2 separate regions of the Mus musculus genome follow, and region 1 is linked to region 2. A link is a loop called in an ENCODE intact Hi-C map of the cell type or tissue named here. Cell type or tissue: left cerebral cortex. All regions are shown on one strand. Links, peaks and the distances in the headings refer to the core of each region. The heading gives the core; the rest is flanking DNA. Region 1 overlaps Ehd3 (EH-domain containing 3). Region 2 holds the start of Galnt14 (polypeptide N-acetylgalactosaminyltransferase 14).

Region 1 (4,383 bases), core at 303-4,302, 120 kb before region 2:
CAGAACAGTCGATATAGTCTGAACATAGATACAAAATAAGTTATACTTGCTTTGTTTTCCATCACAGTAGGAGTGTAGCAGAGAGCTACTGCAACAGTGGGCATAGGGCAAGCCAGGGGGAGACCACAGAGGAGATAGAGGGCACTGAGAATGATGGAAATTTTGCCAAGGACACCAGAGTCCTTGGAACTCTAGAGAACAAGGTCCCAGTCCTTTCAAGATGGCCTTCTGTGAATTAGCATGAAGTCCTGCTTTGTAAAAGCCTGGGGCTGAATTTGAGCTGGGATGCTTTAGGCTAATGAACGGGAGGCTGAGCAGGAATAGGCACAGACAACATCTAGCAGTCCAGCCCACTCTCCTGATGGCTTGGCTGGTCTTCTGTGATGTTGTGAACACGAGGCGCAGGCCAGAAGGCACAGTTTGCTTCTACAAGGTGACAGATGGTCAGATTGTTGGCCCATCAAAGGCTGGTGAACCTCCCTCCCTCCCTTGCCTGGATGCTTTGGAAGGCTGTGTGAGGGGCTGTGTGTTCAGACTGTCCTGTGCTTTGTCACCACGTAGCAACACTGGGATCTTTCATCCATCACAGAACTGGGACAGAGGGGTGTCTCAAGTTCTGGATTTGAATCTTCTCTTCTTGGGACTTCCCGGAGTTTGGGAAGGTACCCTAAACTACTCTGAGTCTTTGGCTCTTCACCTGAAAAATGCAGTAACAGGAGGGAAGCAAACTTGCCTAGGGCATTCATGAAGGCCACAGGGACTAATACATAGAAAGTGCCTAACCCTGCTCTTGCCACACAGGAATGGCTTGGTATGTATAAAGAAACTGAGTATCCAGAGATACCACGCTGGGGGTGGGGGACAAACCCATGAACCACCAATCCAATGTCCTGTTGAAGAAGACCACAGGGTATCTTCCTTGTGCTTTCCTACCAAATTTTTCTTTTTTCTTTTCCTGTTTGTGAGTCTTTGACCCAAAGTGGCAGGCAGAATTCAAGGTCCATGTTTACTGAGGAAGACAGAGAGTCTTGGGTTGAGAAAAACACAGAGAACATAGGCCAGTGTCTTTTCAAGTGTGGGGTGCAGTGCCCTATGGAGGTTTCTCAGATTGGTCCTCCTCTTTCAGCTTCTCCTTTCCCTCACAGCTCCCAGGCCCTGAGTCAATTTCTACTTAGGAAGCCCCAGAGGGAAAAAAAATAAAAGCATAGAAAATAAAGCAAATTTTCTATTCCATGAAAAAGCCTTTTCCATCTGCTCGGAGCCTAGATGTGGAGGCACTGGGGGTAGAGTGGGTGGGCCATCTGTGTTAACTGCCTCATGTCTGTGGGGGAATGGAAGATGGAGGGAATGTTTGGACACAGGCCTATATCCTAAGACAGAGGAGGGAAAGCTGCCCTTCTACCAACCCTGGGAACTTGGAGAGGTGCTCAGACAAAGGTGAACCCTTCTCATTTATAGTGTGACTGTCAAGTTGTGTGTGTGTGTGTGTGTGTGTGTGTGTGTGTGTGTGTGTGTGGTCTACATGTCTATCCTCTCTTTTGATACTGTCTGTCTGAGGTTACCTGGCTCTCTCATTCTGATACTTTCCTCTTAGATGGAGGGAGGAGGTGGGCAGGTAGCTCACTGGGCAGCTCATGCCCCTCTAGCTTGACTTTGATAAGGTGGTTGGCCAGGGCAAACTCCTCGTCATCCAACATGCCATCCTTGTCAATGTCGGCTAGCTTCCAGATCTTGCCCAGCACGCTGTTGGGCAACTTGGAGCGCACCATCTCCTTCTTGGCGTTGGCACCTGTGATCTTGCCATCCACTGGGGATAAGGTGTAGAAGATCTCATCATACATAGGCTTGTCCCGCGCCACCACCCACTCGGCATCATCGATGCCCTCCCCAGCTCCCTCTCCATAGCCGTGCCCGAAGGGGCCTTGTAAGGTTCCCTCAAATGCTCCGCCCTTCACCATCTGGACAGGCCGTTGGGTCTCTTCCTGGCGCACCAGCACCATGAGCTGGGCAATGTCATGAGCCAGCATATCATCAACCACTTCCAGCAGCTTGCTCTTCAGTGGCTGGAATTTGCTGAAGTCCTGGGCCTGCAGCTGGTCCTGAGAAGAGAAAGGAAAAGGATGAAGTAGAATACAGTGGAAGGAGATGCTCATATCACGGAAGGTGCCTCCTATTAACGATAGAATCCTTGCCCAATTATCTTTCTAGTGAAAGCAACGGGCTGTGTGAGGGGACGGGAGCAAGGACCTGATGGGCTAAGGATAGGTCTTTTATGAAGGAACAGAATAAGAGCTGGAGCTGGGGAACAAAGAAAACTAGTGTTGGTTTTGTTTATTGTCATCTCTTTAAATATTGTTACAAACTGGAACTCAGACGTTTCTTCCAAAGTTAGTTTTGGCTGTTAATTGGTGAACCTTGAAGGCAGTAGTCCTCTGGGATGGAGTCTTGCTCCCTAACTACTGTTCTTGGTGCTCTTAGAGGTTGGGAAGTCATACACTAGTCACAGTTAGTGAGAGGGCCAGAGTGACCGGGGTGGGAAACCAAGGCAACTAAAACCGTAACAAAAGCCAAAGGTCGTTCCTAACCTTATAGTTCTCAACCAGGAATTTCCTGGATATCAAAAGACTGACCTAGGCACAGGCATGTATGTAGACTATATGAAAGCTGTCTCTTTTGCCTTCACATGTCCACCCACCTACATCAAAAAAGAAAGATGCTCTAGTTTGAAAATCTTTGCAGTCTCAAAAGACCCTCAACCTAGAACATCCAACTCTCCTTGCTTCTAGAACAGTGGTTCTCAACCTTCCTAATGAACCTTTAATACATTTCCTCATGTTGTGCTGATCCCCCCATCATAAAATTATTTTTGTTTCTATTCAAAACTATAATTTTGCTACTGTTATGAATCATAAGGTAAATACCTGTTTTCTAATGGCCTTGGGCAACCTCTGTGAAATTGCAAAGGGGTCGTGACCCACAGGTTGAGAACAACTGTTCTAGAAGACCATAGATGCCCACTGCTGCCCTGGTCTGGCCACAGCAATCTCATTATGTGGGGAAGAAGGCCACTAAACATGGATGGGCACTGACGAAGATTTAAAGGCTATTTACAGCTACAATTCAGAGGCAAGTGCTGGCAGGAAGCTTCTTGCCTCCTCTCAATGGCTGGGCCAAAGAGGATTCTGTGGGGAGCAGAGCAAGACTCTAGGTTAAGGGCCTTGCAGGAAAGATATTTCACTGGGTTCTCAGCAGTTGTGTACAAGAACCGTTGAAGGCCCTGTTTATGGATGCCAGGAAAGCTCTGCATGTATCTAGCTTCTAATGGCATGGCGGCTTCTTGCTTGGGTTCCGGGCTTTTCTATGTGATGCTTATGTGAATGCTTTGCTGCAAAAATACTAAGGACCTCAGCTGACAAAAGGCAGGTGAAAATGCTCTCTCTGAGAATGACTTTGGAGAAGACCACATCCCCCGCCCCCAAACACACAATCCCAAGTGGTAGCCTTAGGTTCAAGGGCTTGCAACATACCCAAAAACATGCTGTGGGCCACAGGCTGTTCCCAGGGAATTCTGGGATATGTTGAACATGTGGCCTTCACTAGGTAAGGTCTTCAGTGTCATCAAACACAGCTCTGTGCCTTTGGGGACAACTGGGCTGTTTCTCTCCAGCCTTTGCTATGGCATTTGCTGTGAGTGATTGTGACTTATGACTCTGGCTTCTCCCAGGAGCTCTGTGAGCTCCTTCATTTTCTGGCAGCCAGCTAGTAAGATGCCGTCTCCCAACCGTAGGGACCCTGACCCTCATTACCTGCATCCTCTTCAGGTTGGGGAAGTCTCCAGGGGAGATCTGGTGTTCTCGCTCAATCCGGCCATAGATCTCAGCCAGGTTGTTCACCAGTTCTTTCTTTTTGGTGTCCTTCCCAAACACTGAGGGCATCTCCTTCTTCAAGGAGCTGATGATGTAGGCGTGGACCTGACAAAGAGGAAGAGGACAACCTCAGGAGGAGCCTGAACTGGCCCTTCCAGCCCTTCCTCCTGACCCTGCTTCTGAAACTACTTCTTTCGTTCCTCACAGTCACGTGCTAGTACGGTGAGACTATGGAGAGGGAAGGTCACAGCGGAGGGGGTGAGAGCACTGCTGTCGTAGACACCGACAGTGGCAGCTTCTGAACACTAAGGTGTCTGGCACGGTGACGAGGGTTTTCATGTTCTGTTCCTCTTCCTCTTCCACCAGCCCATTCATTTTGTGAATGTAGAAAACAACACAGAAACTATCAAACCTTAGCCCTCCCAGGAATCACTGAGGTGGACATGGAGCCAAGCTCCAACCTGGCCATCTAATTCAGAGCCAGCAACCATAACCACCCACACTCTCCTACCGAAAG
Region 2 (4,383 bases), core at 168-4,167:
TTTCTTTTTCCTTTCTTTTCTTTTTTCTGCTGGGGAACCCTGCCAGCGCTGGAGCAGCATGCAAGCCTCTCATCTTACTGAGCTGCCATCTGCCTGGCCCCCTATTCACCTTTCCCCCTGGCCCAGAAGAGGCCTAGCTCCAGTAGGTCAAAATTGGTGAGGCTGACATCAGGGGCACCTCACAGGTGGCGGCAGGTCAGGTAGGTACGAAGATGGCAAGATACGCCTATAGCCACTCGTGTGCAAGAACACACACGCACACACCCCTGAACTCACTCACGGTGGGGAGGGAGGAGGGACTTGAGGAGTCTGATCCAAAGGGAACAAAGGCTGCTGCTTCTGCAGTGAGCCGAAGGACTGGTGACAGGCGGACAGCGAAGGGAAATGCAGGCAAAGTGTGAAAACCCACAGCAATTGCTGCCAGAGAGCATATGCATCGGACTTCACAGCTTCCTCCTGTTTCCAGCTTACATTTGCTCCATATGCTGCTTCACACAGCTTTCTGGGGGCCATAATGGGTTTTATTCCGTAGTTTTTATACTAACAGGAATGACTCACATCTGCTCCACTACCCAATTTGCTCTCTAATGTCTTCGCCTGTGAGGAGAGAACGGCTTATACAGAACTTCACAACGACAGTAGTGGCCACAGAGAGTCCAAATTTGGGGATAAAGAAAGGCTAGACCCTTAAATGCTTCAGCCCAGGGTTGGGGGTTGGGGGGGTTCTCTGTAAGAATGTCACACTACACAGGGGCAAATTGGACCTCAGAGATACGAACGGGCTGAAGAATTGTGACCAGGAGGTAGGCTCTATTTAGGTGGAATGAGACTCCTAATTCAGAGCAGATTTTTATTTTGTTTTGTTTTCTTACAAAATTGCTCAGAGATTTTTCTCCCTATCTTGGTTGTGATGAGAAAGAAGTAGTTTGGGTTAGTCACCAATGATATAGCTCATCTACCCTGTGGGGTCACCAGGGCTCTGTGCTGTTTAGGCTGATGTGTGTGTATGTGTGTGTTTTCTTGTGTGAGTGTATGTGCACAGGCATGTGAAGACCATAGGATAACCTTGGGTGCTTTTCTTCAGTATCATCCATCTTGTGTTTTTGAGACACAGTCTTTCACTGGCCTGGAATTTCTCAAGCAGACTAGGATAGCTGGCCAGTGAACTTGTATTGACTTACCCGTCTCTGCCTCCTCAGCGGTGGGTGTACAAGAATTCAGTTTCTTTCTTTAAGTGAGTCTAGGAATTAGACTCAGAACCTTGTGCTTGCAAAGCAACCACTGTACAGACTGAGTCATTGCCATGCCCCTAACTCCGTTATTAAAAGAACTTTGACTATCTGCCCAAGCTTGGAGAACTCTAAGATACACTGGAGTGAGACCTACCATGCTGGGACCTGCCTGGAGATTTTTTTTCTGGCTTCCAAAACTTAGAAGACTCACCTGTAGTGTCCTCCCATTTGTAATGGCACTTACTGGCCTAAAAGCCTAGACCAACATATTCTATAGTTGGGTCGGTTAATTGCACTTAGCAAAATCGGAGCCTTTAGAAATCTTTCAAGGCCCAGGGACTCTTCCCCATGTGAGAGGAGGACAAAATAGTGATTCAAGAGCAAGAGCTTTAGAAGAATATCTTTGTTCTTCCCAGTGTTACGTACTCTCCCGCGGAGCTGTTTCACCCCAGGGCCTTGGTTTCCCCGTATGCCAGTCTGAGTGAAGCAGGCGTGTGAGGCTGCACCATCTCAGGAGCTTGGCGGTGGTGTTGTGTAACTGTCTGCCATCTGTTACTCAGAAACAGCCCCACAAAGCGCTGAGCAATGGACTCCGCTGCTGCAGCTCCTGCCTGGCGCTCATCAGCGAGTCTACAGCTTGCTCGGGAGGTTCTCGGCAGAGCTGACACAGAACACTTTGCAGGCCCAGGACTGGGACTCTAGGGTGAGGCTCTTGGAAGAGATCCAGAGAGCTCAGAAAGCTGCGGGAGTAGGTGCTCTTGCCACTCGCCAATGCTCCTTGGACAGTTATTCACCGAGGCCTTTGCCTGCTTAAACAACATCTGGAGAGAGTGGACCCAACCTTTCAGAGGCTACGGGTCCAATAGAGACAAGTGTGAGATGCCAGCAGGGCTCTGGGGGCTGACAAGCCTTTTCTGGCTGATTGATTTCCAACCTCAAATTTCTTACCTACATCTCCGCTCCAGAGCCTTTGCCTTATGGCCGAAAGACAAGGTATCAAACACCGGAGCTGTTGGGGGGTGGGGGACACCTCTGTTTCTGAGCAAGTGTCTGGAGGGCTCCATGGCACTGGAGGAGGAATTCTGGAGAACTGACTGGTACCTTTCTCACCTGCAGTCGAGTGTGGGTGCTACCCCTATACTAAGCTCCAGTCTGTGAGTGAAGACAGCAGGGAGCATGCCGCTGGGCCACTCGGTGTCATTCTCACTTGGAGAAACTTGGAGCATCCCTGTAACTAAAACAAGGACTCCAGTGGCCAGGGCTCTGCAGACTTCGCAAAAACTTCCACCTTTTCTCTCTGAACTCTGAGGTAACGCAGCATTCACATCTGAAGATGAGGCACAGTCTTAAGACTTAAGGAAGGGAGAGGCTGACGCTGTGATTTGCCCTGTTGGTTGGGTAGGCTAGGCTAGAAACCACACCTCCCTATTCTAGAGATATGGTTAGAAATTCATCCAGCCCACCTGAGGCCTGTATGGAAACTGGAGTCAGAACTGTTCCTGTCTCTAAATCCAAGTGACTTTAGTCTGTAGCTGGAAGATGTATTCCTTAAAGGCAACTGGGAAAGGGATTTGGGGAGCTACTCCCACACACCCCAGGGCCACCTTTCACAAAACTTCCGGTGGTTGTGCTAACATTAGACCCTTTTTTTCTGGCAAGCCCCAGAAAAAGGGCTTATTTTTACAAGGAGAAAAAAAAAATCCTCAGGGATTTACTTTTGCCTTAATTTTTAAAAGGACATCTTTCGAGTTAAATTTAGACCAGCTCAGTTTTCCATTAAGAGAAAGTTGCCAGGCACCTACCTGCTCAAAGGCAAAGAATACCCTGGGGAGATGGCTGAACTCGACCTTGGCCCTGAAATGGTCAAGTCTGAACTTGAGACAACATCTGGGTCAACCAACCCTACTATCCCAGTGATGGCTCCCGGCTAGCGAACCCTCCTGTGAGCACCATGTGCAGAGCCCCGCAGCAAACAGAAACTCCTCCCCGGTAGTGCCTCACCTGGCGCGGGCTAGTCCTTAAGTATCAGCTTGCTTGATACAAGTCAGTATCCTATAACCGGTCCCCGCCCAACCCCTCCCAGCACAACCCTAGCCCAGGATGGTCCCAGAGCTGCATCCAAGGTCCCTCAACCGCAGGGTGCTCCACGGTCGGCGGGAGGCGGTAGCGCCCCCGCTCAGAGCCCGGTTCGCTCCCGCCCCGCTCTCCCTCGGAGTCAGTCTGTCTGTCGGGCCCGCCCTCCCTCCGCGCTCCCTCCTCCTCGTGCTCCTCCGGGGGTGCCGGGCACAGCCTCGGATTCCACCTTCCCGGCTGCTCGAGTCAGTTTCCCTCGCGGCAGCAGCGGGCAAAGGCAGCCGCGGCGCACAGCAGCATCGCAGCGGCCGCCGCGGCTCTCCGTTTGGAGCGGGCGCCGGGCTGAGCTGCCCCTCGTCCCTGCCCGGCCGCGTCTCTAGTCTCCGGCGCCCCTCGCCGCTCCGTTCCCGGCTGTGGCTTCTCTCCGAAGCGGGCGGGGCAGGATCCCGCCATCCAACATCGGGATCCCAGGAGCAGCGTTTCTCCTAGAGCGAGGCGCTCGGCAGACTCGTGCCCCGCCACCCCTGACCGCCGGGGGGTGCCCCAGGGACGCGTCGCCACCAAGAGAAGCAGGCAGAGGGGACCATGCGGCGGCTGACTCGCCGCTTGGCGCTGCCCATCTTTGGGGTGCTCTGGATCACCGTACTGCTGTTCTTCTGGGTCACCAAGAGGAAGTTGGAGGTGCCGCTGGGACCCGAAGTGCAGACCCCCAAGGTATGCCGTTTCGTGGCGCACAGGGCACAGGGCACCGGGCACTGGCAGGTGGAAGGGTGCGTGGTCCACGCACTGGGATTGAGGGTTCAAATGCAGGGGTGTCGAGGTGCTGCGATGGGGAACAGGCGCGGGATGCGGCCATGGGGAGGTGCTTGTGGAATTTAAGAAGCTTGGGGCGTCTCCATATCTTTGGCGTGTGTAAGTGGCAGTGGGCGTGGGTGGTGGGCGCGCGCTCGCAGACAGAGCCGGGCTCCCAACTTAACTAGCAGTCCGGTGGCCAAGGGGGCGCTGCGGACTAGCTACTTTGGGACTGGCGGTCGGTGGGTGCCGCTGGAGGGTCACTGGAGGTTGCTGGGTGAGCGAT

What was found. Hi-C counts contacts between places; a loop is a spot of excess contacts. Peaks named below come from ENCODE experiments on the same cell type or tissue, not always from the same donor. Only the 100,000 strongest peaks of a DNase experiment are listed, where the experiment ranks them.
Region 1: it touches region 2 in a loop (8-fold over the local background); 2 of 42 quality-filtered maps call a loop at or near these places.

What each region holds. Positions count from the first base shown.
Region 1 is chr17:73,827,634-73,832,016 of GRCm38, reverse strand. Ehd3 (EH-domain containing 3) reads right to left here. Exons shown (of 6, transcript NM_020578.3): 5 at 3,807-3,971; 6 at 1-2,099. The coding sequence ends at 1,572. Among named protein-coding and RNA genes, the nearest start is that of Ehd3, 25 kb to the right of the region's middle. In left cerebral cortex, for the core only: no CTCF peak of the experiment used is centred there; DNase peaks (open chromatin) are centred at 391, 813, 1,267 and 1,878; H3K27ac peaks cover 1,355 bases.
Region 2 is chr17:73,709,567-73,713,949 of GRCm38, reverse strand. Galnt14 (polypeptide N-acetylgalactosaminyltransferase 14) reads left to right here and starts at 3,499. Exons shown (of 15, transcript NM_027864.2): 1 at 3,499-4,019. The coding sequence starts at 3,891. In left cerebral cortex, for the core only: a CTCF peak has its summit at 3,838; DNase peaks (open chromatin) are centred at 1,781, 2,576, 3,540, 3,808 and 1 more place; H3K4me3 peaks cover 1,217 bases; H3K27ac peaks cover 1,592 bases.